4 separate regions of the Homo sapiens genome follow, and all the other regions are linked to region 3. Evidence: chromatin loops called from intact Hi-C (ENCODE). Cell type or tissue: Caco-2. All regions are shown on one strand. Region 1 has its middle 88 kb from the start of FA2H. Region 2 has its middle 54 kb from the start of FA2H. Region 3 holds the start of FA2H (fatty acid 2-hydroxylase). Region 4 overlaps FA2H (fatty acid 2-hydroxylase).

Evidence for each region. Peaks named below come from ENCODE experiments on the same cell type or tissue, not always from the same donor. Only the 100,000 strongest peaks of a DNase experiment are listed, where the experiment ranks them.
Region 1: a loop joins it to region 3, with 9 times the contacts of the local background. A loop is called at or near these places in 2 of 110 quality-filtered maps.
Region 2: a loop joins it to region 3, with 2.6 times the contacts of the local background. A loop is called at or near these places in 6 of 110 quality-filtered maps.
Region 4: a loop joins it to region 3, with 6 times the contacts of the local background. A loop is called at or near these places in 9 of 110 quality-filtered maps.

The regions. Positions count from the first base shown.
Region 1 is chr16:74,858,596-74,866,595 of GRCh38, reverse strand. No RefSeq gene overlaps it. Among named protein-coding and RNA genes, the nearest start is that of FA2H, 88 kb to the right of the region's middle. RefSeq lists a silencer at 91-385 and an enhancer at 3,479-3,618. In Caco-2, a CTCF peak has its summit at 3,691 (motif pointing right); a DNase peak (open chromatin) is centred at 3,675.
Region 2 is chr16:74,825,171-74,833,170 of GRCh38, reverse strand. No RefSeq gene overlaps it. Among named protein-coding and RNA genes, the nearest start is that of FA2H, 54 kb to the right of the region's middle. In Caco-2, no CTCF peak of the experiment used is centred here; a DNase peak (open chromatin) is centred at 3,320.
Region 3 is chr16:74,770,621-74,778,620 of GRCh38, reverse strand. FA2H (fatty acid 2-hydroxylase) reads left to right here and starts at 3,801. Exons shown (of 7, transcript NM_024306.5): 1 at 3,801-4,135. The coding sequence starts at 3,866. RefSeq lists silencers at 3,495-3,554, 3,565-3,694, 3,705-4,074, 4,115-4,164 and enhancers at 6,455-6,744, 7,540-7,619. In Caco-2, a CTCF peak has its summit at 3,880; a DNase peak (open chromatin) is centred at 3,780; H3K4me3 peaks cover 1,918 bases.
Region 4 is chr16:74,705,105-74,713,104 of GRCh38, reverse strand. FA2H (fatty acid 2-hydroxylase) reads left to right here. Exons shown (of 7, transcript NM_024306.5): 7 at 1-136. Among named protein-coding and RNA genes, the nearest start is that of MLKL, 8.2 kb to the right of the region's middle. In Caco-2, a CTCF peak has its summit at 3,497 (motif pointing left); a DNase peak (open chromatin) is centred at 3,494.

The sequences.
Region 1 (8,000 bases), 88 kb before region 3:
TCAGCAGCACCTTGGCCTGCCAAACTATCCTTGAAAAACCCTAGGCTCTGAGATTTTGGAGAGACTGATTTAAGTAATAAAACCTCAGTCTGCTGTTCAACCAGCTCTGTGCCAATTAAATTCTTTCTCTATTACAGTTCCCCTGTCTTGATAAATGGGCTCTGTCTGGGCAGTAGGCAAATGAACCCGTTGGGTGGTTACGGCTGGAGAAGAGTTGGGCGGTCAGCGGTCGGCAGGGGCAGGAGGTTGGGAGGTGTGGCTATAAAAGGGCAGCACAAAGGACCCTTGTGGGGATGGGACCTTTTCATATGTTGATCGTGATGGTGAGTCCATACCTACACGTGATAAATTGCACAGAACTAAATACCCACAATGGAGTGCAAGTAAAACCGGGGAAATCTGAGGAAGATGGGTGGATTGTCTGAATGTCAATATCCTGAATGTGACACTGTACTGTAGTCTTGCAAGATGTTACCATTGGGGGAAACTGGGCAAAGCGTACACAGAGTGTCTGCCTGCCTGCCCACCCACCCCCTCCCTCCCTCCCTCCCTGCATGCTTGCTTCCTTTCTTCGTTTCTCCCTCCCCTCCCCTCCCCTCCCCTCCCCTCCCCTCCCCTCCCCTCCCCTCGCCTCCCCGCCCCTTTCCTTCCCTTCCCTTCCTTTCCCTTCCCTTCCCTTCTTTTTTTTTAGACAGTTTCGTTTTTGCTGCCCAGGCTGGAGTGCAATGGTGAGATCTCGGCTCACCACAACCTCCGCCTCCTGGGTTCAAGCGATTCTTCTACCTCAGCCTCCCCAGTAGCTAGGATTACAGGCATGCGCCGCCATGCCCAGCTAATTTTGTATTTTTAGTAGAGATGGGGTTTCTCCGTGTTGGTCAGGCTAGTCTCAAACTCCCAACCTCAGGTGATCCGCCTGCCTCGGCCTCCCAAAGTGCTGGGATTACAGGTGTGAGCCACTGTGCCTGGCTGTCTGTATTATTTCTTAAAACTGTATGTGAATCTACAATTCTCTCAAAATAAAAAGTGTAATTATTTTTTAAAAGCTGGATACTGTGGGCGAGGCATGGTGGCTCACGCCTGTAATCCCAGCACTTTGGGAGGCCGAGGTGGGTGGATCACGAGGTCAGGAGTTCCAGACCAGCCTGGCCGAGATGGTGAAACCCTATCTCTACTAAAAATACAAAAATTAGCCAGGCACAGTGGCAGGCGCCTGTAATCCCAGCTACTCGGGAGGCTTAGGCAGGAGAATCGCTTGAAACTGGGAGGCGGAGGTTGCAGTCAGCCGAGATCGCGCCGCTGCACTCTAGCCTGGGCAACAGAGCAAGACTCTGTCTCAAAAAAAAAAAAAAAAAAAAAAAGCTGGATACTGTGATTCACCACAGTTGGGTCTGATAAACAACTATGAACAACTCTGAATTTTGAACATCAGCTTAGCTATGCTAGACCCTCTCTGGACGTAACTGAAGACCGTTTCTTTTTTTTTTTTTTTTTTGAGACAGAGTCTCACTCTGTCGCCCAGGCTGGAGTGCAGTGGCGCAATCAGAGCTTACTGCAGCTTCTGCCTCCCGGGTTCAAGTGATTCTCCTGCCTCAGCTCCTGAGTAGCTGGGATTACAGGTGCCTGCCACCATGCCCAGCTAATTTTTGTATTTTTAGTAGAGATGGGGTTTTACTGTTTTGTGTTTTTAGTAGAGATGGGGTTTCACTGTGTTAGCCAGGCTGGTCTTGAGCTCCTGACCTCAAGTGTCCAGCTGGGCCTCCCAAAGGGCTGGCATTACAGGTGTGAGCCACACACCTGGCCAGTGGGACTTGTTTTAACGAATTGCACAGGGGCTTATAGACTCATTCCGTCCCACCTAGAGAGCAGGAATTGATCCTTAATTAGCACACTCACCCTCTGACACACACACCAACACCCCAGCTGCTGTGTCTTCTGGCAGAGCCATGCATGGTGTGTGCTCCCTTGCCTGACAAGCAAAGAAACTAGGAGCTCGTTGTGTGGGTCATGGTAAAAATTTTTGTGTTTCCTTTGAGTAAAGGGAGTAACAGTCGTGAGTGAAACTCTTTTTGATAAGGAGTAGCAACGGAGAGAAGGGGAAAGAATCAGATATTTAGCTGGTAGACTCAGTGGGACTGAGTTCAGGCCTGGTTTGCCACTACTAGAAGGGACTTCTGATGTTAAATAATGAGCATAAAGCGTATTAGTCTGTTTTCACCCTGCTGCAAGGAACCGCGTGAGATTGGGTAATTTATAAAGGAAAGAGGTTCAATTGACTCACAGTTCTGCATGGCTGGGGAGGCCTCAGGAAACTTACAATCATGGTGGAAGGAGAAGCAGGGACATCTTATGTGGTGGCAGGTGAGAGAGTGTGTGCGTAGGAGGAACTGTCAAACACAAAACCATGAGATCTCATGAGAACTCACTATCACGAGAACAGCGTGGGGGAAACTACCTCCACAATCCATTCACCTCCCACCAGGTCCCACTCTCCACACGTGGGGATTATGGGGATTAACAATTCAAGATGAGATTTGGGTGGGGACACAGAGCCAAGCCGTATCATCTAGTTTGTGTTCTGAGTTCTTTTTATATATTTCCCTTATGGTAGTGGTAATTATTTTCCAGTTACACTTGTGGTTGAAAAGCAATAGAACTTTCAGGAATAGCGGACAACCATGGTGTTCGCCATCACTTTGGAAATACACAACTCATCTCAGGGGACTGGTTATGTCTTCCCAAACCAGATATCAGAAAATCCCACTGCTGCCGTCAGGGAGAATGCCATCAGGGAGAATGCCTATTAGCATATGGGAAGGCCCATGGATAAGCTGTCTTCGCAGTGGGCTAACTGGAAAACGTAAGAAAACCGCAGCCACAGCCGGGCGCGGTGGCTCACGCCTGTAATCCCAGCACTTTGGGAGGCCGAGGTGGGTGGATCGCCTGAGGTCAGGAGTTTGAGACTGCCTGGCTAACATGGCAAAACCCCATCTCTACTAAAAATACAAAAAAATTAGCCGAGCATGGTGGTGCGTGCCTGAAATCCCAGGTACTCAGGAGGCTGAGGCAGGAGAATCACTTGAACCTGGGAGGCAGAAGTTGCACTGAGCCGAGATTGAGCCACTGCACTGCAGCCTGGGTGACAGAGCGGGACTCTGTCTCAAAAAAAAAACAAAGAAAGACATGAGGACCAAGCTCCTCTTCTATCATAAATATTTTTTCTCTGACAGCAACATAAATTACAACACAATCTCTAACTACTGACTTTATTTTGCTACGTGAATCCAAGATAAAATATAAAGGATGAAAAAAACAATGGAATAGAAATAGCAGCTCTTTTCTCACTGAACTCAGCTCTTTGCTGTCATAGGCCTGAATTGCCATTCGGGAGAGCATTTTCTCTCCCCCTTGGGTGCTTCCGGATTGAAAGTTCTTTCAGCATTAACTGGCCCAAGCTTCTGGTTGCTTGTGCAGTATAAATAGAGGATACGCTCTTTCTTGTTTTTCCCACAAAAAGCTTTGAAAGAGTTGGAAATCCCGTAAGAGACGGCTGCAAGAGCTCGGAGTGTAATTTTTAGAGCTGAAGGTGTAATTTTTAGAACATTGGTCTCTTCCTGAACATTGACATCTTTAAAGCTGAGAAATTATTAACACTAGGTGGCAGCAGAGACCTAGTGCAGGTGAGCGCGTCACCATCTGAAATGTAGATAAGGTTAAGGGTTAATTCAGTCTAGTCTACACTCACTTCTCTAGTTGTGAAATGAAAGATCAGCTCACTTATAATTCATTCTGGATTTGTTGATGCAATGATTGAGCAGACGTAACATCAGAAAAGCCGTTTGAAATCCTGCCTCTCACCTTGTTGGTCATGAATGTGTCTTACACATTATTGCTGAAATCAGAGCTCTGACATTAACATGAAATTACCTTTTTGTTTTTTTTTTTTTTGACCAGAGTTTCACTCTTGTTGCCCAGGCTGGAGTGCAATGGCGCAATCTCGGCTCACCGCAACCTCCACCTCCCGGGTTCAAGCAATTCTCCTGCCTCAGCCTCCAGAGTAGCTGGGATTACAGGCACACACCACCATGCTCAGCTAATTTTTTTGTATTTTTACTAGAGACTGGGTTTCTCCATGTTGGTCAGGCTGGTCTTGAACTCCCGACCTCAGGTGATCTGCCCGCCTCGGCCTCCCAAAGTGCTGGGATTACAGGCGTGAGCCACTGTGCCCGGCCTGAAATTACATTTTAAAATGAGAAACATAGTTACAGTGCACATATAAATAAGGAAGATGGATGTGGTCACATCAAATCCAGGAGCTTGGTCAGTAAGGTGGTAGGGGGACTCCAACAACATAGAGTCCAGCATTGGAGTTCAAAGGTGGAACTGAAGTAAGGAATAAAAGATAAAAAAAATAAAAACAATGAGCTGAAACCAGGTTCATGTCTTTCTGTGTATTTCACCGTTGACCTTCAAACCAGCCCCATCAGAGACACAGCTCATTTGACAGTTCTGTGAGAATAAAGCTCAGAGACTTTTGCCGCAGTTCGCAGGAAGAACAACAAAGCTAGGATTGGAACCCAGCTCTCCTATAGGTGAGCCTGACTTCTTTTGCTCTATCACGTTGCTTTAACGGCAAGAATGTGTAGCTACCATGGTGGGGACAGTTCACAGACTGTGTTTATCCTTCTATTTCAGATGGGTCAAAGCCAGAGAGCTGAGATAAGATAGGTAATTCATGTGCTGGATAATTGCATCGAATCCAGATGAAAAAAATCTCAACAAATGATGGTCGTAGATCCAGGCTGAAAAGACAAGTTTTACAAAGGGGGTGGGTGCGGTGGCTCATGCATGTAATCCTAGCACTTTGGGAGGCCGAGGTGGGCAGATCACCTGAGGTCAGAAGTTCGAGACCAGCCTGGCCAACATGGTGAAACCCAGTCTCTACTAAAAATACAAAAATTTGCTGGGCATGGTGATGCATGCCTGTAATTTCAGCTACTCGGGAGGCTCAGGCGGGAGAATCGTCTGAACCCAGGAGGCAGAGGTTGCAGTGAGCCAAGATTGCACCACTGCACTCCAGCCTGGGCGACAGAGCGAGACTCTGTCTCAAAAAAAAAAAAAAGGTTTTATGAAGGATGGATGCAAAGTCTCCAGTTGGTTGGAAGTAACTGTAGAAGTGCAGGATGAGGGCGTTCCCATGAAAAAGACCCAGAGGTTTTAGCGAACTGCTTGGTATGAAGCAACAATGTGCATTTATGATCAAAAAGGTCAATGAAATCTCATAGTTCACTGAATGGAGAGAGAAAAATAGCCCCATTTATTCTACTTTATTAACCCACTGGTGAATCATTGCGTTCAATTCTAGGACATTGTTAGAGGGACAGAGTTCAAAGGATGGGCAAGGTGGTAACAAATTTGAAAACTATATACAATGAAGAATTACTGGCCGGGTGTGGTGGCTCACGCCTGTAATCCCAGCACTTTGGGAGGCCGAGGCGGGTGGATCACCTGAGGTCAGGAGTTCGAGACCAGCCTGGCTAACGTGGAGAAACTCCATCTCTACTAAAACATACAAAAATTAGCTGGGCTTGGTGGCAGGCGCCTGTAATCCCAGCTACTCTGGAGGCTAAGGCAGGAGAATCACTTGAACCTGTGAGGCGGAAGTTGCAGTGAGCCAAGATGGCGCCATTGCACTCCAACCTGGGCGACAGAGCAAGACTCCGTCTCAAAAAAAAAAAAAAAAAAAAGAATTACTGCAAAATTGGAAAATTTTAACCTGGTAAAGGGAAGATATAGAGAAGATATGAAAAACTGACTTTTTTTTTTTTTAAGAGACAGGATCTCACTTTGTTGCCCAGGCTGGAGTGCAGTGGTGCAATCACAGCTCACTGTAGCCTTAAACTGGGCTCAAGTGATCCTCCCAAGTAGCTAGGTCTACAGGCATGTGCCACCATGCCTGGCTAATTTTTAAATTTTTTTGTAGAGAGAGGGTCTCGCTTTGTTGCCCAGGCTGCTCTCAAACTCCTGGCCTCAAGCAATCCTCCCACCTTGGCCTCCCAAACTGCCGTAATTGCAGGCATGAACCACCAAGTCTGGCCTGAAAAGCTGACTTTTAATGGCTAAAAGTAAATTAGATTTATTCTGTAGTTCCAGAAATCAAAAGTAGGATTAATGGAATCAAATTACAAGGATATAGATTTCAGCTCAGTTTAAGTGTAGCAGAAAAAAATAACTTGAATCAATCGATAGTACTGACTTTCACATATAATGGCTATAACATAACTCACCTGAGAGTATTTCTGTTTAGGGAAATAACCTTAATGAGCCTCTTTGGCTGTGCAAGGTGAGCTGCCTCTGGCTACAGTCAGAGGAGGAAGATACAAAAAATAAAGTCCAATTCTACTGCCTTGTAAGGTAGGAAGAGTTTTTGCTTTCCCCAGGGAGCTGTGGAAGGAAGGAAGAAACGTGAGGAGGGCTGGGGAAAGTCCAGGACTCACGGAGTGAAAAATTTGCCAAGGTGGGGAATGGCTATTTTCTCATTAAGTTTGAAATTATTTCCTGTTTGGTGCCATAATTACCCTCGACGACCATTAGCCCTTCAGAAAAATCTGCCAGACACAGTGACCTTGTCAGTGGTGTTTGGCGGGGGAAGTGACAGAAGAGGACTGGAGTTCATGGTGGATGAAGGGTCCCCGGAGAGAAGACGATGAACATGGACACTGAACTGTACGCAGTGGTGGCAGGCAAGTGGCTGCCTGGACGGACTGCTCAATACGGGGAACACTGGAGGAGGCCACCCACAATCTACCTTCCTTAGTTCTTAAAGATAAAGATGACTTCAGCAGGACGGGGGAGTTGAGGGTATCTAGATTACACTAGAGGAGACTTAAAATTGTCCAGTAATGAGGTAGTGAGCTCCCCCTCACTGGAAGAGTTCTCTTGCGAACATCTGTCAAAGCTGTCGTAGAGGGAATTCTTGCATTGGTTAAGAGGGTGCACCAATGAGCTGTAAAGATCCTTATGAAACCCGGGCACAGTGGCTCATGCCTGTGATACCAGCGCTTTGGAAGGCTGAGGTGAGAGGATTGCTTGACCCTGGAGCTTGAGATCAGCCTGGGTAACATAGGGAGACCGTGTCTCTAAGAAAAAAAAAAAAATACAGCTGGGCATGGTGGTGTACACCTGTGGTCCCAGCTACTCAGGAGGCTAAGGTGGGAGGATCACTTGAGCCCAGGAGGTCAAGGTTGCAGTGAGCCATGATCACACCACTGAACTGCCTGGGCAATAGAGTGAGACCCTATCTCCAAAAAATAAAATAAAAATTTTAAGATCCTTATGAAAGAAGCTGACCACCTTTCCTTTTACCTGCCTGATTATGTTCTATCATTCAAAGGTCAACTTTGGGTTGGCAAAAATTTCACGGTACTCAATAAATTAATATTTAAATCACTGACTATTTTTCAAAAGGCCTGATTCTACTTTTCCATCCAACCATTTAAGGAGTATCTATTCAGTTTCGGGCAATTATGCTACCCTTTATGGGGGCACACTTGTTAATTAGACATGATTCCTGCTCTTTTGTGATACATTTTTGTACGCACAAAACTTACGGGAATGAATTTTCTGGATCAGGAATTTGGAGCAGTGGGAATAGCATCTGTGAATCTGGAGACCTTTGTTCTCACTCCAGCTTTGCTGTGTGACTGAGAGAAGTTACAGAACCTCTGTCAATCTCCAGTTACTCATCCGTAAAATAAAAATGCAGAACTATTCCAGGTGTCGCAAACTCCAAAGCCTACGGGGTTCAGGCACGTAATGTAAGTACATGAAGCAAGCAGGTGTTATGATTTGTTTCATAACCACATTAAGTAGAATTCTCCAGGCAGGCACTTCGCATGTTAAGCATATTGCACTATTTTCTCTTCCTTAGAGAATTGCGTTCTCCATGGACAGAGAGAGGGGAACCACGGACATGGGCTTATTTGAGGGTGGAGGGTGGGAGG
Region 2 (8,000 bases), 55 kb before region 3:
CGCGGTAGGTGGAGGTTGCAGTGAGCCGAGATCATGCCACTGCACTCCAGCCTGGGCAACAGAGCGAGACTTTGTCTTAAAAAAAAAAAAAAAAGAAAAAAAAAAAATTAGCTGGGCATGGTGGTGGGTACCTGTAATCCCAGCTACTCAGGAGGCTAAGGTGGGAGAATCACTTGAACACAGGATGCGGACTGGGACGTGGAGGTTGCAGTGAGCCAAGATCAAGCCACTGCACTCCAGCCTGGGCAACAGAGCAAGACTCTGTCTCAAAAAACAAAAACAAAAAAAACTATAGATTTTCAGCGAAAATCTATAGCATGCCCATAGCTCTCTGAGGTACCCATCATTGCTAACATTGATTGGGGTGATCCAGTGTATCAGGCATGATGCTGTCTGCTTGCCATACTTCATTTCATTATAGCCTCTGAAGGCATTACTATTATTAACTTCTCTTTACAAGTGAGAAGGTAACTAGAGGTTAAATGCCTTTTCAAGCTCACACAGCTTACACCTCACAGAACCAAGATTTATCTCCTGCTCATCTGACTCCGGGGAGCTTTGTCTTGATCATGTCTCTAGCACAGCGTTTATTATTCTGTGTTGGGTTTGGTTTATTTACTGTCTTTCTCTCCTTCAAGATGGGGCACTTTTCAAGGACAAGGTCAGTGCCATGCTTATTGAAATGTGTCATTGTTGTTTTTGGTTGCCAAGCCTCCAAACTTCCCTTCCTATCTATCTATCTATCTATCTATCTATCTATCTATCTATCTATCTAATCTATCTATATTTTTTTGAGACAGGATCTCACTCTGTCACCGAGGCTGGAACGCAGTGGCACAATCATGGCTCACTGTAGCCTCCATCTTCCTGGGCCCAAGTGATCCTCCTACCTTAGCCTCTGGAGTAGCTGGGGCTGCAGGTGCATGCCACCACGCTCAGCTAATTTTTGTATTTTTTTGTAGAGATTTTTTTTGTAGAGATTCTCGTTCTGTTGCTAAGGCTGGTCTGGTCTTGAACTCCTGGGCTCAAGCGATCCGCTTGCCTCCCAAAGTGCTGGGATTACAGGCACGAGTCACCGCGCCCAGCCTCCCTTCCTAAATTTGAGCTCCCCCACCACTGTATGTTTTCCCTCCCACCTTTGAAGTATGAAAGGATAAGAAACACCCTTTCCCTGTCTCAAGTGACCAGGGCGTGGACATGGGTCCTGGCTTGGCCAATCACTTTCTCCTTCCTGGGGCACAGAATCTTGAACAAGTGGCACAAAGACAAACAGTTGGGCATCATTCACAGGGATGGTGGTGTCCAGCAGAGGTACCCTGTGGTGGCATTGGTAGTAGCATCCTGACCAAATGGCTTCTGCTGAAAAATAGTGGTTATCTTCCTGTTCCCTAGTCCTCTGCCGCAGTCCTGTTTCCTGATCATTTTCCAAGCCCTTGACGCCCATCTGCTTCTTCCAGAATATTCCCTTTCTGTGTAGAGTTGTTTTCTGCGGCTTGAGGCCAAGAGTTATGACTAACATAGTCATCTTTGCATACCCAAAGCGTGGGGTGGTGCATTAGTAAATGTTTGTTGAAGGAACAAATAAATGAAAACTTTTAAGCGGTCAACATACCTTTTATAGAAGGAAAGACTAAAAGTGGGAAATAGGAGGAAAATCAATATGTTAGAATTGTAGAAAGTGGGGTGGAGAGGAAGTTTCCCATTAAATTTTTCTCCTTTTCACTTGCTAGGTGTGCTTGTAAGAAGCTCTGATAGGCAAGGCAGTGGTGGCTCACAGCTGTAATCCCAGCACTTTGGGAGGCCGAGGCAGACAGATCTCTTGAGCCCAGGAGTTTGAGACCAGCCTGGGCAATGTGGCGAAACTCCTTCTGTACAAAAACAAACAAACAAACAAAAAAAACATTAATTAGCCCGGTGTGGTAGTGTGTGCCTGTGGTCCCAGCTACTCAGGAGGCTGAGGTGGGAGGATCACTTGAGCCCAGGGATTTAAGGCTACAGTGAGCCATGATTGCACCACTGCACTCCAGCCTGGGCAATAGAGTGACACCCTGTCTCAAAAAAAAAAAAAAAAAAAATTCAGGGCATGGGAAATGAAATTTCATTCTTAGAAGTGTGATTAAAGAAAGGGATATCCCCCTGTGAAGTGTGAGGTGTAAGCCTTCAACTCTCTCGGGAGCTTCCTATGAATTCCACTGTGAGTCCTTCCACAACTGCTTTTCAAGCATGGTAACCCTCTCCCTGTCCAGGTCGTTAGTTATTCAGCACTCAGGGTGACATGCCTGCAGGAACCTGCCCCATGTGCCTGCTTCTGGCAACAGGGATGAAGAGCAAGGATTAGTGGGGCTCCATCTTTGATGACTCACACCAAGAGATTAAGAAAGGATAAATCCTGGGTCAGGCCATCAGCAAGATGTATTTTATGAAGTTAAGCTTCATTAATTCAGCACTGTGATAATCCAGAGGAAATCCAAGTAGACATTTGACTTCACACAAAATGCAAATCAATAAACGAACAGTGTGAGCAAGAATGCAGGAAAATCATTGAAACTTACACAGAAACAAAAGGTTCACCTCTCTAAAAACATACCACAGTAGCTCATTATAAATTATTCTTATGCATTCAAAGAAGTTGTTCTTCCTTGAATAATTATTTGATGGTCTAAACCAAGCTGGACTTTCTTAGTTTGGTTCTACACACTGTTTGTTTATATTTGCATCAGACCCGAGCTCAGTGGCTCACACCTGTAATTCCAACATTTTGGGAGGCCAAGGTGGGAGGATCGTTTGAGCCCAGGAGTTCAAGACCAACATGGGCAACATGGTGAAACCCCATCTCTATCAAAATTAGCCAGGTGTGGTGGCTCACACCTGTAATCCCAGCACTTTGGGAGGCCGAGGCGGGGAGATCGCTTGAGCCCAAGAGTTGGAGACCAGCCTGGGCAACGTGACAAAACTCCATCTCTACAAAAAATTAGCAAGCCATGGTGGTGTGTCCCTGTAGTCCCAGCTACTTGGAAAGCTGAAGTGGGAGGATCACCCGAGATCAGGAAGTTGAGGCTGCAGTGAGCTGTGATTGTGCCATTGTACTCCAGCCTGGGCAACAGAGCAAGACCCTGTCTCAAAAAATGAAATAAAATAATTTTTAAAATAACATTAAGAAATATGCTTGCATCAGTTGGGGGTCTCTAGAAGACAGGAGATACACTCAAGACTCTGCCTGCTGTTCATTCTCTTGATTAGAGAGAGACACAGAGATAGAGACAACAGAATCCATCGCACTTTTGCCCTTTGAACAGACTCCAAACTCCCTGCCTTAGCTAACAAGGCTGGGTCTGATTTATTAGAATGTTGCGCAAATCTCCTACTTATCTTCTCACGCTGCACGTTCTCTTCCCCAAGATCCTTGGTCTGCTTACTCAAACACATCTCCATTACTGCCTTTGTTTGTGTTAAATAGATATATTCTAATGTGCCATTTCAATTCTTTTGTCACTTCTATATGTTTTGAGTTGGTTGCCCCGGTAATTATAATGAACATCTTATTGGAATCTAGATCTGATTAATACATCTTTATGTCAGTATTACACAAAATCTTTATTCTCCCCTTCCTCCTTTGTGTCATTATTGTCTTACAGATTATATCTTTATAGATTATGTGCACATTAACACTGATTTATAATTTTGCTTTACACAATTGTCTTTTCAGATAAGAGATAGAGTTACAACAAAAACACATTAATACTGCCTTTTATGTTTAAGCAGTTTTCTTTACAAATGCTCTTATTTCTTCAAATGAATTCAAGTTACTACTGTCTAGAGTCTTCATTTCAGGCTAAAGGACTCTCTTAATATTTGTTATAGGGCAGGATTGCTAGTAATGAATCCTTTGAGGTTTTGTTTATCTGAGAACATCTTAATTTCTCCTTCATGTTTAAAAGATAGTTTTGTCAGATATAGAATTCTTAGTTGACAATGTTTTTTCTTTTGTCTGGCCTCTGTGGTTCCTAATGAGAAATCAGCTATTGATATTACAAGGCTCTTGTGAATGTAAAGAGTCAATTTTCTCTTGCTACTTTTGAGATTCTCGCTTTGTCTTTCAACAATCTGATTATGATGTGTCTTGGTGTGGTTCTTTTTCTGTTTATTCTACTTGGAGTTTGTTAGGCTTGGATGTGTAAATTTTAAACTGGGGCGTTTTCGGCTATTATTTCTTCAAAAATTATTTTTAAGACAAGGTCTTACTGTCACCAAGGCCGGTGCCATCTTGGCTCACTGCAACCTTTGCTTCCTGAGCTCAAGCAATCCTCCCACCTCAGCCTTCCAAGTAGCTGGGACCCCAAGTGTGCACTACCACCTCCAGCTAATTTTTGTATTTTTTTTTTAGAGATGGGGTTTTGCCATGTTGCCCAGGCTGCAAATATTCTTTTTGTTCCTTTCTATCCTTTTTTCTGGGTCTTATTATGTGTTTGTTGGGATACTTACGGTGTTCTACAGGTCTCCAAGGCTCTGCTCATTTTTCTTTCCATTCATTTTTCTTGCTTGTCCTCAGGCTGGATAGTCTCAATTGATCTATCTTCAGGTTGTCTGATTCTTTCTTCTGGCTACTCAAATCTGCTGTTGAGCTCCTCTAGTAAATTTTTCATTTCAGTTATTGTGCTTTTCCACTTCAGAAATTATATTTGGTTATTTTTATAATTTTATCTTTTGATAGTATCTATTTTATGAGACATTATTCTCAAACTTTTCTTTAGTTCATTGTAAATGCCTTCATTTATTTGAACATGTTGAAGGAAAATAATTGGAAATCTTTAGTAAGTCCAACATCTGGACTTCCTCAGGGACAATTTCTATTGATTATTTTTCCCTGTGTATGGATTATACTTTTTTGTTTATTTGTGTGTCTCATCTTTAAGTGAAAACTGGATATTTTAAGTAACATAATATGGCAACTCTGGAAATAAGATCTTTCTTCACTCTCCCACCAGATTTTGTTGTTGCTGCTATTCTTGTTAATTTGTTTAATGACATTTCTGAAGTAATTTTATAAAGTCTGTATTCCTTGGTTGTGTTAGCCACTGAAGCTTCTATGTGGTTTGTTTAGTGGTTAACTAGTGATTGGACAGAGACTTCCTTAAATAACTGGAACCAGTAAGTCTTTGTTAAGGGGTTTTGTGTGCATGTTGGAGTGTGCTTTCAATAATCAGTGGAGTGTACAATTGGCAACTCCACCTTAGCCTTCACTTCCCATTTGTGCAGAGCCTCAAAGTCAGCCAGAGGTGACAACCTAGGGATTTCTCATGTCATTCTTGAGCATGGACACAACTCTACACATGCCTGGCCTTCTAGATTCCTGGGAATATATCAGAGCTTATCAAAGCTCTCTGAAAATCTCATTCCCAGGCTTTTCCTCTTAAGCCTTTTTGTTAAGCCTGTTGTTTGACCTGGCTGTTATCCATGATCTCAGGCAGCCATGAAATCAAACAATTGCTTCTAAATGTTATTGACAAATGCACTTGGGGAAAAGGCCCCCCTCTACCCTACCACATGGGGCGAGCTCCAAGTCAGGTGAAATAAAGAAAGCTTTGCAAGTGGTTTTCCGGGGAACAACTAGATAGGTCAAATGATGAGAATTCTCTGGGAAATAGACTTCAAAGGTGCTCCAACCTCAGCCCCTTCTGGTGGCTGCCGGACCACTGGATTTCCTCATGAGTGCAAGCTGTTGGTTTTCAAGGTTACCATGGAGTTGGAGGGAAGGGGTTAAGACTGGAGCAAGTAAAAACACCACAATGCTAGCTGTCCTTACCAAGAGCCATTTTTCTTGAATAAATGCTTCCTGGATTGCTGCAACCATTTGGTTAATTTCTAGAATTCCAAAAAAAAGTTGATCCTGATGATTTTTGCCAGTTTTCTCACTGCCCTATGGAGAACAGAATTTTTGGAAGTTCTGTAGATTCTTAGGCCCCACCTCAAATATACTGAATCAATATTCCAGAGGGTTAGAGTGAAAAATCTGTATTTTTATAAGCATCTAAGTGATTTGTACCAAATCCTAAAATTTGAGAAACTGCTACTTAAAGTCATTGTTTGGTCGCCACATTTAAAAAATCAACCTTACTGAGCCAGCAAAACAACAGAATTTACATGATACCAGAAGTTTTAAGGCCTTTAGAATCTGCAGACAAGGATCATATCACTTTTTTCCTTGCTTTCTCTACCCCTTCCCAAAGCAAACAGAAAACATGCTAATCTTAGGAATCCCATGGCCAGATAGCATAGAAATTGCCACAAGAACTTGGGGTCCTTGCTTTCCCTAAACTGCTTCTGAACGACGCTGCTTGTGGCTAGTTCTATAGCACCCTGCAAGCTACTGGAGAAGGTTGAAGGTAATGCAGTTTGGCACATCTAAGCCAAAAATTCAGAACCATTTAAATCACATTGCAAAACATGGATAGAAGTCGAAACAGCCATTTCCTGTTCTGATCTCTGCTTGAAAAACAACAGCCTGCATAACTGGAAATCATAAATCAAATCAATAGGAAAGTAAATTACAGTCTTTTAACTTCTGAACTAAAAGTGGATAGATGGATGCAATCAAGCCCACACCTGATTTCTTAATAACATTTTAAGCAGCCAGTGATGTGGTGGTGGTGAGAATTCACTTGGCCAAAATGCATGCATATTTAGAGCTAAATCTTTATTAACTCACCCTGAAAGAAGGTACAGATAGGCTTCTATTTCAAAATGCCCTGTAATAGGAACCTGCTTTAGAAGGTGCATGTGGGGCTTTGGGGAAACCATGTGGAGGCGGTTTGTGGGAAAAGTTTCTGCCTAAGGCTTTCTGGCTTGGCTACCTCACTCAGTGGCTATGCAGCTTGGGGCTAGTTTCCTAATATCTCTAATCCTCAGTGTCTTCATGGGGAAAGTGAGTATCATAATGGTGTTTATTTACAGGACTGCTGGGAAGATTAAACACAATACTCCAGTGAATCCTTTAGCGGATCACCTAGGGTGGCAGAAGCACGAGGCAGGCAGAGCAGGCTGATTCTAATCGTTTGTGTCACAAGGATGTGGGTATAAAGGGCTCAGCATGATAACGACTGTATTTTGCAGATGCCCTAAGTCTGTGCTGCTCAATATGGTAGCCACTGAGCACTACAAATGTGGCTTATCTGGATTGAGATGTGCTGTAAGCGTAAAAGGAAACATGCACTGGGTTCTAAAGACTTACTACATTTAGGGCCGGGCACGGTGGCTCATGCCTGTAATCCCAGCACTTTGGGAGGCTGAGGCAGGTGGATCACCTGAGGTCAGGAGTTCGAGACCAGCCTGACCAACATGGCAAAACCCCGTTTCTGCTAAAAAATACAAAAATTAGCCTGGCATGATGGATTTGGCCTGTGATCCCAGCTACTTGGGAGGCTGAGGCAGGAGAATCGCTTGAACTCGGGAGGTGGAGGTTGCAGTGAGCTGAGATCATGTCACTGCACTCCAGCCTGGGCAACAGTGAGACTCCATCTCAAAAAAAAAAAAAAAAGTCTTCATTAAAAAATAAAATCAAATCTCTCACCATGATCTCAGGCAGCTGTGAAATCAAGCAATTGCTTCTAAATGTTATCGACAAATGCACTTGGGGAAAAGGCTCCCCCTACCTTACCCTATAGGGCGAGCTCCAAGTCAGGTGAAATAAGGTTTCTATAGTTTAGTGAAATGTAGTTTCTATATTGATTACATATTGCCTTGATCATATTTGGAGTATGTTGGGTTAAATGAAATATAGTATTAAAATTAATTTCACCTGTTTCTTCTTACCTTTTTAAATGTGGTTACAAGAAAATTTAAGTTTCTATGAGTCGCTTATGTTTTGTGGCTCCCACCTAATTTCTGGTACAATATACTTTATCAGCAGCATAAGAGGCGCCCATTTCCCCACATCCTTGCCAACACTTGTTATTATCTCTCTTTTTATTAGAACTGTGTCCAGGCCGGGTGTTGTGGCTCAT
Region 3 (8,000 bases):
TGAACTGGCCCAGCACAGATGCCTGGCCCCAGAAGGGCACAAATGGAGATGATCCTTAAAATATCTTTCCTGAAAGAGACAAAGCCAGCTGGATGGGTTAGCCTCTGTACCAGGAGCATTTGATTACAAATCATGAGTTCAAGTGGGATCCCCTGTGGCTGAGCAAGTAAAGCTGGGTGTGGCTTTTCTGCTTTTTGTTTTCTGTTTAAGAGATGGAGCTCACTCTGTTGCCCAGGCTGGAGTGCAGTGGTGCAGTCATAGGATACTGCAGCCTCAAACTCCTGGACTCAAGAGATCCTTTGGCCTCAGCCTCCCCAGTAGCTGGGACGATAAGCCTGCATCACTACAACTGGCTAATTTTTTAAATTATTTATTTATCCAATTATTTTTGAGATGGAGCCTCGCTCTGTCACACAGGCTGGAGTGCAGTGGTGCAATCTCCACTCACTGCAACATCTGACGCCTGGGTTCAAGCGATTCTCCAGCCTCAGTCTTCTAAGTAGCTGGGACTACAGGGGCATGCCACTGCGCCCGACTAATTTTCTTGTATTTTTAGTAGAGACAGGGTTTCACCATGTTCGCCAGGCTGGTCTCAAACTCCTGACCTCAGGGGATCTGCCTGCCTTGGCCTCCCAAAGTGCTAGGATTACAGGTGTGAGCCACCGCACCTGGCCTCAATTTTTTTTTTTTTTTTTTTTGAGACAGAGTTTCGCTCTTGTTGCCCAGGCTGGAGTGCAATGGCACAATCTCACTGCAACCTCTGCCTCCCGGGTTCAAATGATTCTCCTGCCTCAGCCTTCCTGAGTAGCTGAGATTACAGGCAGGCACCACCATGCCTGGCTAATTTTTTATTTTTAGTAGAGATAGAGTTTCTCCATGTTGGTCAGGCTGGTCTCAAACTCCCGACCTCAGGTGATCCGCCCACCTCGGCCTCCCAAAGTGCTGGGACTACAGGCATGAGCCACCGCGCCCGGCCTGGCCTCAATTTAAAAAAAAAATTTTTTTGTAGAGACGAGGTATTGCTTTGTTGCCCAGGCTGGTCTTGAACTCCTGGGCTCAAGCGATCCTCCTGCCTTGGCCTCCCAAAGGGTTGGGATTACAGGCATGAGCCACCATGTCCAACCAAGTTTTTCCTGTTCTAAACAAAACTGTGATGAACAAATTCAGTCCTCCTTTCCACACAGCATCACCCCCAGCCTTTACTCCTGTAGGCCCCTACTTCCCCTTCTGTAATGGAGACAGTGTTCTCTGTTCTCCCCTCAGGTCCTTCCCCAGGGCCCAGGATTAGAGTGAGGGAGTGAGGCACTAACCCTGAGAGCAAAATCTACAGGCATGCCAAAAAACAAACAAAAAAAAGTAACCAAGATAAATAATATTTTAATGCAGTATTGTAAAACTTCAAGATTAATGCAAAAAAATCCATGATGGACAAAATATCAAAATTTTAAATAAAAACAGGAGCTAACCCTGCACTTTCACATCCCTGTCTCAGGAATCCCTGGCCCTGGTTCCAATAAAACTTTATTTACAAAAACAGGTGGCCAATGCCACGCCCCCAACCCCACCCCTCACCCCTGTCTTTTGACAATGTGATTTTTTAAAACATTCTTAAATATTTTGTATTGCGGTAAAATATACATAATATAAATTTACCATTCCAACCATTTTCAGTGTACAGTTCAGTGGCATTAAGAACATTCACATTGTGCAACAAAATAATTTTTTTTTTGAGACAGAGTCTCTCTTTCTCGCCAGGCTGGAGTGTGGTGGGGCGTTCTCGGCTCACTGCAACCTCCAACTCCCAGATTCAAGCGATTCCCCTGCCTCAGCCTCCCAAGTAGCTAGGACTACAGATGCGTGCCTCCACAGCCAGCTAATTTTTGTATTTTTAGTAGAGATGGGGTTTCACTATGTTGGCCAAGATGGTCTCGATCTCTTGACCTCGTGATTCGCCCACCTCGGCCTCCCAAAGTGCTGGGATTACAGGTGTGAGTTACCGCACCCAGCCAACAATATAATTTTTTAAATATTACGTTCAGGTATTAGATATAGTGATGACTGAGTTTTGGGGTGCCCCATTAAATTTTGCCCTCGAACATTATTAAAAAGTCAAGAAACAGTAGATGTCTGCGTGTATGTAGTGAAAGGGGGATGCTTATGCTATGCACTGCTGGTGGGAATGTAAATTAGTACAACTTGTTTGGAAAACAGTACAGAGATTCTTTAACAAACTAAAAGTACACTTTGGGGCTGGGCGCGGTGGCTCACGCCTGTAATCCCAGCATTTTGGGAGGCTGCGGCGGGAGGATCACTAGAGGCCAGGAGTTCGAGACCAACCTGGCCAACATGGTGAAACCCCGTCTCTACTAAAAATACAAAAAAATTAGCCGGGCGTGGTGGCACGCGCCTATAGTCATAGCTACTCTGGAGGCTGAGGCAGGAGAATCGCTTGAACCCGGGAGGCGGAGGTAGCAGTGAGCTGAGATTGTGCCACTGCACTTCAGCCTGGGCAACAGAGTGAGACTCTGTCTCAAAAAAAAAAAAAAAAAGTGCACTATGGGAGGCCATGGCAGGCAAATCGCTTGAGCCCAGGAGTTTGAGACCATCCTGGGCAGCATGGTGAAACCTCGTCTCTACAAAAAATACAAAAATTAGCCAGGCGTAGTGGTGCATGCCTGTAGTGCCAGCTACTTGGGAGGCTGAGGTAAGAGGATTGCTTGAGCCCGGGAGGTCGAGGCTGCAGTGAACCAAGATCGCACCACTACTCTCCAGCCTGGGTGACAGAGTGAGACCTTGTCACGGGAAGGGAAGGGAAAGGAAGGGAAGGGGAGGGGAGGGGAGGGGAGGAGAGAAAAAGTAGATTCACCATTCGGTCCAGCAATCCCACCACTGGGTATCTACCCAAAGGAAAAGAGTCATTATATGAAAAAGACACTTGCACACGAATGTTTGTTTTTTGCAGCCCAATTCACAATCGAAAAGATATGGAACCAACTTAAATAACCATCAACCAATGAGTGGATAAAGAAAATGTAGTTGATATACACGATAGAATACTACTCAGCCATAAAAAGGAACGAAATGAAGTCTTTTGCAGCAACTTGCATGGAGCTGGAGGCCATTATTCTAAGTGAAAGTGATTCAGGAATGGAAAACCAAACACTGTATGTTCTCACTCATAAGTAGGAACTAAGCTATGAGGACGCAAAGGCATACAGAGTGATATAATGGACAATAGGGAGAATGGGAGGGGGTGTAACACACACACACACACAAAACCCTACACATTGGGTATAATGTACACTACTCGGGGGACAGGTGGACTAAAATCTCAGGACTTACCACTATACAATTCCTCCATGTAACCAAAAACCACTGGTACCCCAAAAGCTACTGAAATTTTAAAAACAAACAAATATTTGCACCCGAGGCGAGCACCTCATTCGCCTCTCGCTCTCTCGGGCACCTCCTGGAGCCAGAGGGTCCCATGCGGCCAGCTCCTCCGTGGAAGCAGTTGAAGTTATTCCAGCAGCGATCAGGCCACCGAGGATGTCCGCCCAGACAACCACCCGCGACGGGGAGACTCGCTCCGCCTGTGTCCGCCCACCCTCCTCCCGCGCGGGACACACCTGGCGGGCGCGGCACTCCCTGTCCGCGGCCACCTGGCGCGCAGCTCCCGGCGCCGGGCCCGCCCCTCGCGGCTCTGCCGGGGCTCCCGGCCGGCCAATGGGAGCGCGGTATGCAAATGAGCAGGTGCGGTGGCGGCCCGCCCGGAACGGCCGCGGGGCTCCCGGGATGTTAGAGGCGCTCAGGGTGGCAGCAGAGCAGACGCCGGGCTGCGCGCTGGGAGCTGCGGTCTCCGGCCATGGCCCCCGCTCCGCCCCCCGCCGCCTCCTTCTCGCCCTCCGAGGTCCAGCGGCGCCTGGCGGCCGGCGCGTGCTGGGTCCGCCGCGGGGCCCGCCTCTACGACCTCTCCAGCTTCGTGCGGCACCACCCGGGGGGCGAGCAGCTGCTGCGGGCCAGGGCGGGCCAGGACATCAGCGCCGACCTGGACGGGCCGCCGCACAGGCACTCGGCCAACGCGCGCCGCTGGCTGGAGCAGTACTACGTGGGAGAGCTCCGCGGGGAGCAGCAGGTACAGCCGGGCCGGGGCCCCCCACCCCAACCCAGGCCTCCGTCAGCCTTCCACTCCCGGGCGAGCCCCGTTCACTTGCCCTCTAGCAGGACCCAAGGTGACAGCTTCTGCCCTCCCTTCCCTCGCTTTCCCTCTCTTCTCTCCAGGCAACAGGTCACTGTCGTCCCCTCCAACCCCTCCTTCCTCTCTCCAGGAACTTGCTCTTCCTTTCCACCCTTACCGCCTGGCCCGCCTCCGTGCCAGCTCTCCCATTTCCCCAGCACCCCTCCTTCCAGCGTGTTCCTTCTGCAGCCCCTGCCCTCCGACAACCTGGATTCCCGTTTCTGTCCCCAGCCCCCCATACGCCTCGGCTTTCCTTCCTCTTCACTTATCGGCCTCTCCCTCTTTGCAACCACTCTCCGTTTCTGTTTGGATAATGGGCTCAACCTGTTCCCACCTCCCCATCCCACCTCACTTCTGCTTCAAAGAGGCACAGATCAGTAACTCTTCTCACTAGCTTGGGTTTCCTGGTGCCGCCCTGGCCTTGCCTGGGCCATGTCTGGGGTGGACTGTGTCCTCCAACCTCTCAGACCTTCCCTTATATTCTTGTCCTACACGCTGGCTTGGGACTCCAAAAGAGTGAAATGAAAGGCATGAGCCAGTTTTGCCAAGGAAAAGGGACCAGCACTTTGGACCAGACTGTGTGCTGAGCTGCACGCTTCTGTGCAGTACCAGCTCCCGATGGTATTTAAGTCCTTAACTCAACCTGGGGCAGGTTTTGTTATTCCCATTTCAGGATATGGAATCTGAGGCTCAGGGAGGCTCTGATTAATGCGCCTAAGGTCAAATAGCTAAATAGTGGGAAAGCCACATGTATCTGACTCCAAAATCAATGCTGGCTCCATCCCAAAAGTCTTCGGGTGGAGGAGACAGACCTAGTCCACAGGATTCCAGGTAGGCTCAGGCCAGAGGCAAAGCGACTCTCTTGATGTTCCCCAGGCCTGGCTCTGGGACTGGTATGGGGCCATCATGCTTAGATATACAGTAGTTCCCCCTTGTCCAAGGGGATACATTTCAAGACCCTCAGTGGATCCTTAAAACCACAGATAGTACCGAATCCTATATATGCTATGTTTTTTCCCATATATGCATATCTATGATAAAGTTAAATTTATAAATTAAGAACAATAGGAAGAGATTAACAACAACAATAATAGAATAGTTACAACAATATACTGTAATAAGAGCTATTTGTATGTGGTCCCTTTCTCTCAAAACATCTTATAGTACTGTACTCACTCTTCTTGTGATAATGTAAGATGATAACATGAGGCCAGGCAAAGTGGCTGACATCTGTAATCCTAGCACTTTGGGAGGCCGAGGTAAGAGGATCGCTCGAGCCCAGGAGTTCAAGACCAGCCTGGGCAACATAGGGAGACCTTGTGTCTACAAAAAATACCAAAATTAGCCGGGTGTGGTGGCATGTGGCTATAATTCTAGCTACTTGGGAGGCTAAGGTGGGAGGATCACCTGAGAGGTGGAGGCTGCAGTGAGCCATGATCATGCCACTGCACTCCAGCCTGAGCAACAGAGTGAGAGCTCACCTCAAAAAAAAAAAGATAATAAGATGCCTACATGATGGGTTGGAGTGAGGTGAATGACAGGTGTGGTGATGTGGCATTGGCTACTATTGAAAAGTAATTTAAAACTTATAAATTATTTCTGGAATTTTCCATTTAATTATGTTTTTGGACCCAGGTTGACCGTGGGTTACTGAAACCATGGAAAGTGAAACCGTGGATAAGGGGGACTCCTGAAAACCAACAATTGTCCCCTGCTTCTAACTCTTGCTTTCAAGATGAGCCCAGCAACTACTCTTAGATCTTTGGTTGAAAGGACTTAGCACCCACTGTTTCAGGTGGCTTTTCATTGGGTCATCCTGCCTAATTTCTCCATCATTTATTCAGTCATGGAACTGGTTCCTTAATGGGTTGACAGCACTGTGCTGGGTGTGGGGAGATATCAATGAACAAAACGAATTCGGTTCCTGTCTTCATGGAGCTAATGGGATAATGGGGAAGGAGAGGGAACACACAGATCACATGATAGTTGCTTAATTAATGGTGTATCAGAGTACGGATCTAGAGGGGAGGAGCATAGAGAGCCTTCTTGAGAAAGCGACATTGACACTGAGAGCTGATTGATAGGCTGGGCTTAGCCAGGTGGCATGTAGCAGGAAGAATATTTTGGGCAAAGGGAACAGCACGTGTGAAGGCTCTGGCAGGAAGAGCTTGACATAGTAAAAGACTGCAAATAAAACCAACGTGGCCAGAGGCTGATGGGCAAAGACAGGGATGTGGGGGGAGGCCAAAAGTCGGCCGGGGCCACATCACACGGGGCTTCGTAGGCTGTGGTCAGGATTTGGGACTTGACTCTAACAAAAATGGGAAGCCAGGTGAGCCCGGGAGGTGGAGGTTGCAGTGAGCCAAGATCACGCCACTGCACTTCAGCCTGGGCAATAGAGCAAGACTCCATCTTAAAAAAAAAAAAAAAAGGAAGCCAGGGAAGAGGTTCAGGCAGGGTTCATGGTCAGATTTGCATCTTTAGAAGAGGACGCTGGCTGCAGTTTCAAGGAGGAACAGAGACAGCCTAAGTGGGTGTGAGGAGATCAGGCAGGATGCTGCTGCATGGCTGCCACTGCAGTGGCTGTGACCATGGGGGGAAGGGGGATGAATTCGGGAGAGTCTCTAGACAATATGCTGGGACTCAGCATTGTGTGGTGAGGGCCCAGTTTAATCTGAGAGGTTGGTGTTTGGTGTCGGCTCATGCTGAAGGGTTTAGAAGAAGATATAAGAAAAACTGAGTGCAGGAGGCCAGGCACGGTGGCTCATACCTGTAATCCCAGGAATTTGGGAGGGTAAGGCGGGTGGATCACTTGAGGTCAGGGGTTTGAGACCAGTCTGGCCAACATGGTGAAACGCTGTCCCTACTAAAAATACAAAAAATTAGCCGGGTGTGGTTGTGCACTGGGTGTGGTGGTGCCCTCCCAGCTGCTTGGGAGGCTGAGGCAGGCTGATCACTTGAGGTCAGGAGTTCGACATCAGCCTGGGCAACACGGTAAAATCTTATCTCTGCTAAAAATACAAAAATTAGCTGGGCGTGGTGGTGCATGCCTGTAATCCCAGCTGCTCGGGAGGCTGAGGTAAGAGAATCGTTTGAACCCAGGAGGCAGAAGTTGCAGTGAGCTGAGATCGCACCACTGCATTCCAGTCTGGGTGACAGGTAAGATTTTGTCACAAAAAAATAGAAAAGGAAAAAGAAAAGAAAAGAAAAACTGAGTGCAGGAAATAAGAGAGGTTGAGACTGACAGGTTTGCGGTGGCTCATGGGCCCGCCCTGTGTTGTCACTGTATCCTCTAGAAAGGAGCCTTAGGGTGTGGCTCGTCCTCGCAACACCATCCTGAGTATGCTTACAGCCACCCCTGGCCAGCTGCCCTGGATGGTCCCACCTCCCAGCTCTGCTAACCACCTAGCACCATGGTTTGCCTTGTCTGATGCTTAGAGAGGGACCCAGGGACCCAGTCTCACATGTGCTTCTGACCTGTATGCTCATCTGTTGCCTAAGAGCCCGAGGGCGGGCCATGCTGCAGACATCCTTACTTCTGGGCCCCAACCTGAGCATGTGGAACAAAACTCAAAACAATGCATCTGCAGACGCATAGCCCAAACTTGACAATGGTCACACTAGCCCAGCCCTCCACTGGGCTGCCAGCTTCTGCCTTCAGAGTTCTAACCTAAGAACTAGTACAGGGTTGTCTTTAAATTGAGAGAGAGGAAGGCTGGGCACAGTGGCTCATGCTTATAATTCCAGCACTTTGGGAGGCCAA
Region 4 (8,000 bases), 66 kb after region 3:
GAGAAGCAGTTTGACGGACCTTGTGATTTGTACTGTTTGCTGCGGAGCTATTTAAAGATTTTGGAATAAATATACAAAACTACGGTTGTGAAATAAAAACTTAAATTGTATATTTTGAAAAATAAAACACTGAAAAGAAACCAACAAAAATGAGTTGTTCATCAGACTCCCTCGTGGTTGGGAAGGGGCAGTGGTGTGGGGAGGGATAGAGGGGCAGAGGATTGGTCCCCAGGGAGGGAGATTCTAGCCCTGACCAGGGTGGGTAGAATTGCTGGGGCATGGTGATGATTAAAAGCTGACCAACTCTCAGCTGGGCGCGATGGTGCATGCCTGTAATCCCAAGATTTTGGGAGGCCAAGGTGGGAGGATCGCTTGAGGCCAGATGTTCAAGACGAACCTGCCCAAAATAGCAAAACTCCATCTCTAAAAATAAAAGAAAACAAGACAAAAGAAAACAAAACAAAAGGAGAAAGCTGACTGACTCTTATTCTCTCACTCAGCTTTATTCTGTTTCTAAATTCTCTGCAGACAGCATCTCCTCTTATTGCCTGCACCTGGGATGCATTGTGCCCACAAACCACTTTGATCCGCCAATGGGGAGGGATCTCTTCTGGAGTTTATCTAACCCCAACTGAGCTTCCAGTCGACTTTCCTAAAACAGAGGGAGAAAGGCTCCAGCAACAAATGCCCATAGTGGGAACTAGAACCTCAAGCAGCTCAGTCTCGGTGAAACTGTTGCTTGTCTTTCTCTGCTGCCCTATCGGAACCACCTAGGAAGCTGTCGAAGTGCAGCTCCAGGGCCTCGCACTCAGGGTCTAGTTCAGTAGGTCCAGGGGGGTAGGCCCTGGACTCACCTGTCTGAGGACACGGAAGCGGAAGCAAGCTGATGTTGGGGAGCCTCGGAGGGAGCCCAGAACTCTGCTGTGTCTCCCTGCTCTGGCAGTCATAGGGGCAGCTTTATGCCTGCAGCTCCCAGCCCGAAGATAAGTAGGACCCGTCGGAGCCACCCATCACTCGAGTCCCTGAAGCCTGTCACCGGAACCCAGCCCGTCCAAGCAGCAGAACTCATAACCTTCATTTACTGATGGAGCTGAGCAGCTCACCCTAGACCATCACACCCAGGGGGAGGGAGGCAGAGGAAGAACACAGGAGGAGCTCCGCAAGTGTAAACACACATGGCCACAGCAGGAGAAAAAGCCTAAGGTGAGCAAGATTTAGCAAAAAAAAAAAAAAAATTGAAAATTTTCTTTAAGAAGAGTGAAACAGGCCGGGCGCAGTGGCTCACACCTGTAATCCTAGCATTTGGGAGGCCGAGGCAGGCGGATCACTTGAGGTCAGTAGTTCGAGACCAGCCTGCCCAACATGGTGAAACCCCATCTCTACTAAAAATGCAAAAATTAGCTGGGGGGCGTGGTGGCATGCACCTGTAATCCCAGCTACTCAGGAGGCTGAGGCAGGAGAATTGCTTGAACCTGGGAGGTGGAGGCTGCAGTGAACTGAGATTGTGCCACTGCACTCCAGCCTGGGCAACAGAGCAAGACTCCATCTCAAAACAAAACAAAACAAAACAAACAAACAAACAGTGAAACAGACGGGACATGGAAGCTTATGCCTATAATCCCAACACTTTAGGAGGCCAAGGCAGCCAGATCGCTTTAGGTCAGGAATTTGAGACCAGCCTGGGCAACACAGTGAGACCCCATCTCTACAAAAAATAAAGAAAATTACCTGAGTGTGGTGGTGCACACCTGTAGTCCCAGCTACTTGGGAGGCTGAGGTGGGAGGATCACTTGAGCCCAGGAGGTTGCGGCTGCAGTGAGCCGTGATCACACCACTGCATTCCAGCCTGGGCAACAGAGTGAGACCCTGTCTCAAAAAAAAAAAAAAAAAAAAAAAAAAAAAAAGGAAGTAAAACAAAACTAATAAGAAAGGCCAAAAAATAAAGTGAGTTTCTAGCATGGTAATGAGAAGATTTAGAAAAAAAGTGACAACACGAAACCAAGCCCACCTATTAATGAAAAGTCCAATTGGTGAAAATCTGACAGATTCTCCCAGAGCTCCCCATTGCACCGCTGTAACTGTCCAGTGGGGTTGGGAGTATCCACAAGGCCTTTTGGAGAGAGAGCAAGTCCCACCTCACAGGGACTTGAGAGTGCAGAAGTAATTGCCTGCATTTTCTTTCTTTTTTTTTTTTTAGACGGAGTCTCGCTCTGTCGCCCAGGCTGGAGTGCAGTGGCGCGATCTCGGCTCACTGCAACCTCCGCCTCCCGGGTTCACGCCATTCTCCCACCTCAGCCTCCCAAGTAACTGGGACTACAGGTGCGCGCCACCACACCTGATAATTTTTGTATTTTTAGTAGAGATGGAGTTTCACCATGTTGCACAGGCTGGTCTCAAACTCCTGTGCTCAGGCAGTCCTCCTACCTCAGCCTCCCAAAGTGCTGGGATTACAGGAGTGAGCCACCGCACCCGGCCATATTGCCTGCGTTTTCACAGCAGGGCAAAATACAGGAAGGCCACGAGGCCTGCAATCCCCAAGCAGTTAGTGCTCACGGAGCAGCCCCCACCTCAGTGAGCATCTAGGGGAGCTGGAGGATTTTGCCATCAAGTGTAAGAGTCAAAGATTAGATGTTAGAGCAAGCACAGGATATTATCAAAATGCCAACACATCTGGCCTGATGGGAAAAGCCTAGACCTGTGACGTGGGATTGTGTTTATTCCTGCAGTGGGAGAGACACTAAACCAAAAAAGTTTTATGTTTGCTCAGGGAGGTAGCTATTGATTTATTTATAGAGAGAGGTTCTCACTCTGTTGCCCACGCTAGGGTGCAGTGGCGCGATCATAGCTTACTGCAGTCTTGACCTCCCAGACTCAAGAGATCCTCCTACATCAGCCTCCCAAACAGCTGGGACCGCAGGCATGTGCCATCGTGCCCAGCTAATTTTTTAATTTTTCTAAGTAGAGACAGGGTCTCTCTATGTTACTCAGACTGATCTCGAACTCCTGGCCTCAAGCAATCCCCCCAGCTCAGCCTCCCATAGTGCTGGGATTACAGGCATGAGCCACAACACCCAGCCAAGAGGGCCATTTAAATTCTGATCAGCATAAAGTAAATCTGCAGATTGACTGACCCTCAGTGGCCCTACAAATTTGCCTCGCCTGATTCTCCAGGGATGACCCAGCTTCCATGGTCAAGAACAGACCAAAAAATAGCCATCATATTTATTTCTGGTATTGTGTTTGTATTTCCAGACATGCTGTCTTTGGGAGTTCCTTAGTTGATCTGAAGAACAGCCCTCTTAATTCTGCTCTGTTCCACTCCCCCGTTGGCTCTGACCTCTGATCTCTGCCTTTGAACTTTGTGTGATTTTTTATTGTGCCCAGCACAATGACCAACTTGTAACAGAGCCCAATAAATGCTTGTCTTGTCTGCATCAGATCTCAGACGGTAAGAATAACTGGGCCTTGCCTCTCCACCTGTTCCCGGCCTCTGCTGCCCTCTGGTGGCAGCATGCAGCCCTACTCCATTATTACTGCCCTCGCGGGGACTGTTTTGGAAGCAGGTATCTGTGATTTCAAAATTCTAGCCTTTCCCAATTTACCCGTTCTGTTGACTTACATTCTTGACTCATCTGCCATTTTTGAGAGGAAGTTGGAAATATGTATATGAATAGTTCTAACTTTCAAAAAAGCCATAATGGTTGCAAAATTTCAACTGGAGTTTTCTTTACAGTTAGGTGTTTTGCCCAAAGACCACACCAGGCTCCAATGAATAAATGTTATCTATAAAGAATGCCACAAGATGAATGTAAAATTTGGAAAATTCCAGGACTCTCATCTCATAAGTGTCTGTCCCATCTCAGACACCTATAGCGGAGAGGAAGAAATTTAAAAGAAGAAAAAAATTTTTGTTCTGGCAAAAGCAGTGGGGTTATATCTTCTTTTAGGTTCCCTAAAAATGGGATTACAGGCGTGGTGGCTCTTGCCTGTAATCCTAGCACTTTGGGAGGCCGAGACAGGCAGATCTCCTGAGGTTGGGAGTTTGAGACCAGCCTGACCAACATGGAGAAACCCCGTCTCTACTAAAAATACAAAATTAGCCGGGCGTGGTGGCCGATGCCTGTAATCCCAGCTACTTGGGAGGCTGAGGCAGGAGAATCTCTTGAACCCAGGAGGCGGAGGTTGTGGTGAGCTGAGATCGCACCACTGCACTCCAGCCTGGGCAGCAAGAACAAAATTCTGTCTCAAAAAAACAAACAAACAAACAAAAATCAAAACCTAAAACAAGCACATGGATGCAGGCAGTCTATTTGGGAGGTGATTGCAGAAATAAAGAGCGAGAACCAGGGAGGTCTAGAAAGGGAGAAGTTGGAGGAGCAGTGTAAGGTTGAGTATGTGAGGTTCTCCTACAGATTCTGTAAGGGCATCTTGAGAAGCACAGAGAAAATGTATCGGAATTGTCCAATAGGACAGGAGGCTGGAGCATTTATCACCAGCTTCCACTCCTATGGGTGAGGACTGTCTTCAGTGACATCGATTCACCCTCACTTAGGGACTTCCCAGCCATGCAAGCCAAGCAGATGCTGGCTTTGGCAAAAGTCCTTGGACAAAAGCAGGAACATAGAGGTATGCATTTGTAGTGGGATTCTATCAGTACAAGTTGAGTATGAGCTTGTTAGGCAGGAGCTAGCCACTGGAACTGTGGCTGAAATGAAAGCTGAGACAGAGTTCACACAGAACCTTCCACCGCAATTGAGGCTAAGACCAGAGGCAGACAGAGGGGGCATGATGAGGAGGAACAGATGTGTTTGCTACAGACCCCAAAGGGTCATATCCTCAATGTAAGAGTGAACCAAGAGGAAACCCACCTCCCCAGGGCACTGCAAGTGAAATCTCCTGCGTGGAGTGGGTAAAGGCTGAGGATGCAGAGCCACAAGGAGAGTCCTCACTGAGGTCTGAAGCCTGAATTCGTGCAAACCGGGTGATCTGAAACACCTCAAGCCAAAATTGTGATGTAAAATAGCCCGGTTGGTGGAGCCACAAGGCTCTCAGAGGAAGCAATTAAAATTGTTTTATGGAGAAATGTATCTTCAATTCAGGCCTCAAAAAAATCCCGCAGGTAAAATTCCAAAGACTAGCCAGGCACGGTGGCTTACGCCTGTAATCCCAGCACTTGGGGAGGCCAAGGCGGGCAGATCGCGAGGTCAGGAGTTCGAGACCAGCCTGGCCAATATGGTGAAACCCCATCTCTACTAAAAATATAAAAAGTAGCCAGGCATGGTGGTGCATGCCTGTAGTCCCAGCTACTCGGGAGGCTGAGGCGGGAGAATCGCTTGAACCAGGAAGGCGGAGGTTGCAGTAAGCCGAGGTTGCGGCAATGCGCTTCAACCTGGATGACAGAGTGAGGTCTTGAAAAAAAAAACATAAATAACTTAGGTAAATGTAATAGGATAAATGTCTATAAATGAACTTTTCATGTAATTTGAAATTTTGAAGTTATGTTAGGTTAAACAAAATAATAGATATTCGTTAAATGTCTGGGTCAATTTGTTTCATTAAAAAATAGTATTTTTTAATGAAATACAAGAACACATTATTTTTTATGAACCATATGAAAAATATTATTTTTTAATGAACAAAATTACTGAATATAAATACAAGTGTGTTCTTTGATGCTTACATTTTGTAAAAGATTACATTTATTGGGTCTATTAATACATCCAAAAATTTTATTATGGAAAAACATGTTTTTAAAAATTATGAAATGGGAGCCAGGAGGACTACTTGAAGCCAGTTCAAGACCAGCCTGGACGACATAGCAAGACCCTTTCTCTATGAAAAAATTTAAAGATTAGCCAGGTGTAGTGGTACACCACCTGTAGTGTTAGCTACTTCGGAGGCTGAGGCAAGAGCATCACTTGAGCCCAGGAGTTTGAGGTTGCAGTGAGCTATGATCACACCACGGCACTCCAGCCTGGGCAATAGAGCAAGACCTTGCCTGGGATAGTGACTCTTTCCTTCAACCTTTTCATCACCTCTTATAACTTTTTTTTCTCCAGTCTAACTCTGCCCTTATAGCCTGACACTGAAATGTTTATCTTAAAGGCCTGGAAGAACAATGCTTTCTTTCACTATACCTTGATTCTGTACTCTTGGCTACTCTTGATGTGTCTGAATTTTTGCCAGAAAACTTCCCATCCTGTTGCTAAGAATCACCTATTCCCCTTATCAAGGTACAAGTTTTCTTGTTTGTTTACTTTCTTCCTTTTTTTTTTTTTTTTTGAGATGGAGTCTTGCTCTGTCGCCCAGGCTGGAGTGCAGCGGTGTGATCTCGGCTGACCGCAACCTCCGCCTTCCGGTTTCAAGCGATTCCCCTGTCTCAGCCTCCCAAGTAGCTGGGACTACAGGCGTGCACCACCATGCCCAGCTAATTTTTTTGTATTTTAGTAGAGACGGGATTTCACCATGTTGGCTGGGATGGTCTCAATCTCCTGACCTCGTTATCCTCCTGCCTCAGCCTCCCAAAGTGCTGGGATTACAGGCATGAGCCACCATGCCTGGCCTACTTTCTTCTATAATACAGTGTACCCTCATAACCTTGGACACATTCTTCTTATGTCTGATTAAATTTTATTACTCTTTTCATCAGGTGTAACTTTCAGGTTATCTAAACAGCCTTCCTATAAAGAGAAGCAATCACAGTACAGGAAATTTTTCTTAATCTTTTTGGTAACTGGCCTTAAAAAAAAAAAACAAAGAATTTATGTTTTACCAAGACAATTTCCTATGTTGTCTTTATTAGGTTTCAGTTACTCAGGAAAACTGAGCTTTAAATTGGTTAAGGTTTTTACATCCATGTAACTTTCTGTATTGCTTTTTATTATTATTATTATTATTTTAGACAGGGTCTTGCTCTGTTGCCCAGGCTGGAGTGTGGTGGCATGGGCTCAAGTGATCCTCCCACCTCAGCCTCCCGAGTAGCCGGGACTACAGGCGCACACCACCATGCCTGGCTATTTTTTTGTATTTTTGGTAGAGACTAGGTTTCACCATGTTGGCCAGGCTGGTCTCGTATTCCTGGGCTCAAGTGATCTAACTGCCTCAGCCTCCCAAAGTGCTAGAATTATAGGCATGAGCCACTGCGCCCAGCTAGCCTCTGGATTCTTAAGGTATATTGGCTTGTAGTTTTCGTTTCTTGTGTCTTTATCTGGCTTTAGTATCAGAGTAATGCTGGTTTCTTAAAATGAGTTAGGAAGTGTTTCCTCCTCTCCTATTTTTGGAAGAGTTTGAGAATGATTGGTGGTAATTTATTTTTAAATGTTTGGTAGAAAACACCGCATGTTCTCACTCATAAGTGGGAGTTGAACAATGAGAACACATTGACGCAGGGAAGTGAACATCACCCACCAGGGCCTGTCAGGTGGTGGGGGCTAGGGAAGGGATAGCATTAGGAGAAATACCTAATGTAGGTGGCGGGTTGATGGGTGCAGGAAACCAGCATGGCACGTGTATACCTATGTAACAAAACTGCACATTCTGCACTGTACCCCAGGACTTAAAATATAATAAAAAAATATAATAAATACAATAAATAAAAGTCTCCAAGAAAGAAAAAAATGTTTGGTAGAATTTACTGTAAAACTATTAGGCCTGGACTTTACTTGTTTGGAGGAGTTTTGATTATTAATTCAATTTCTTTACTTGTTGTAGGTATGTTCAGATTTTCTATTTCTCATTGAGTGAATTAGGTAAATTTTGCGTGCCTGGGAATTTGTCCATATCCTCTAGGTTACCTAATTGGTTGGCAAACAATTGTTCATAGTTTTCTCTCATAGTCCTTTTTATTTCTGTAAGGTAGATAGTAAGGTCCCCACTTTCATTTCTGATTTAAGTTATTTTCATCTTCTTTTTGTTTTAGTTTAGCTAAGGATTCGTCAATTTTATTAATCTTTTCAAAGAACTAACTTTCAGTTTCATTGATTTTCTCTTTTCTGATCTTG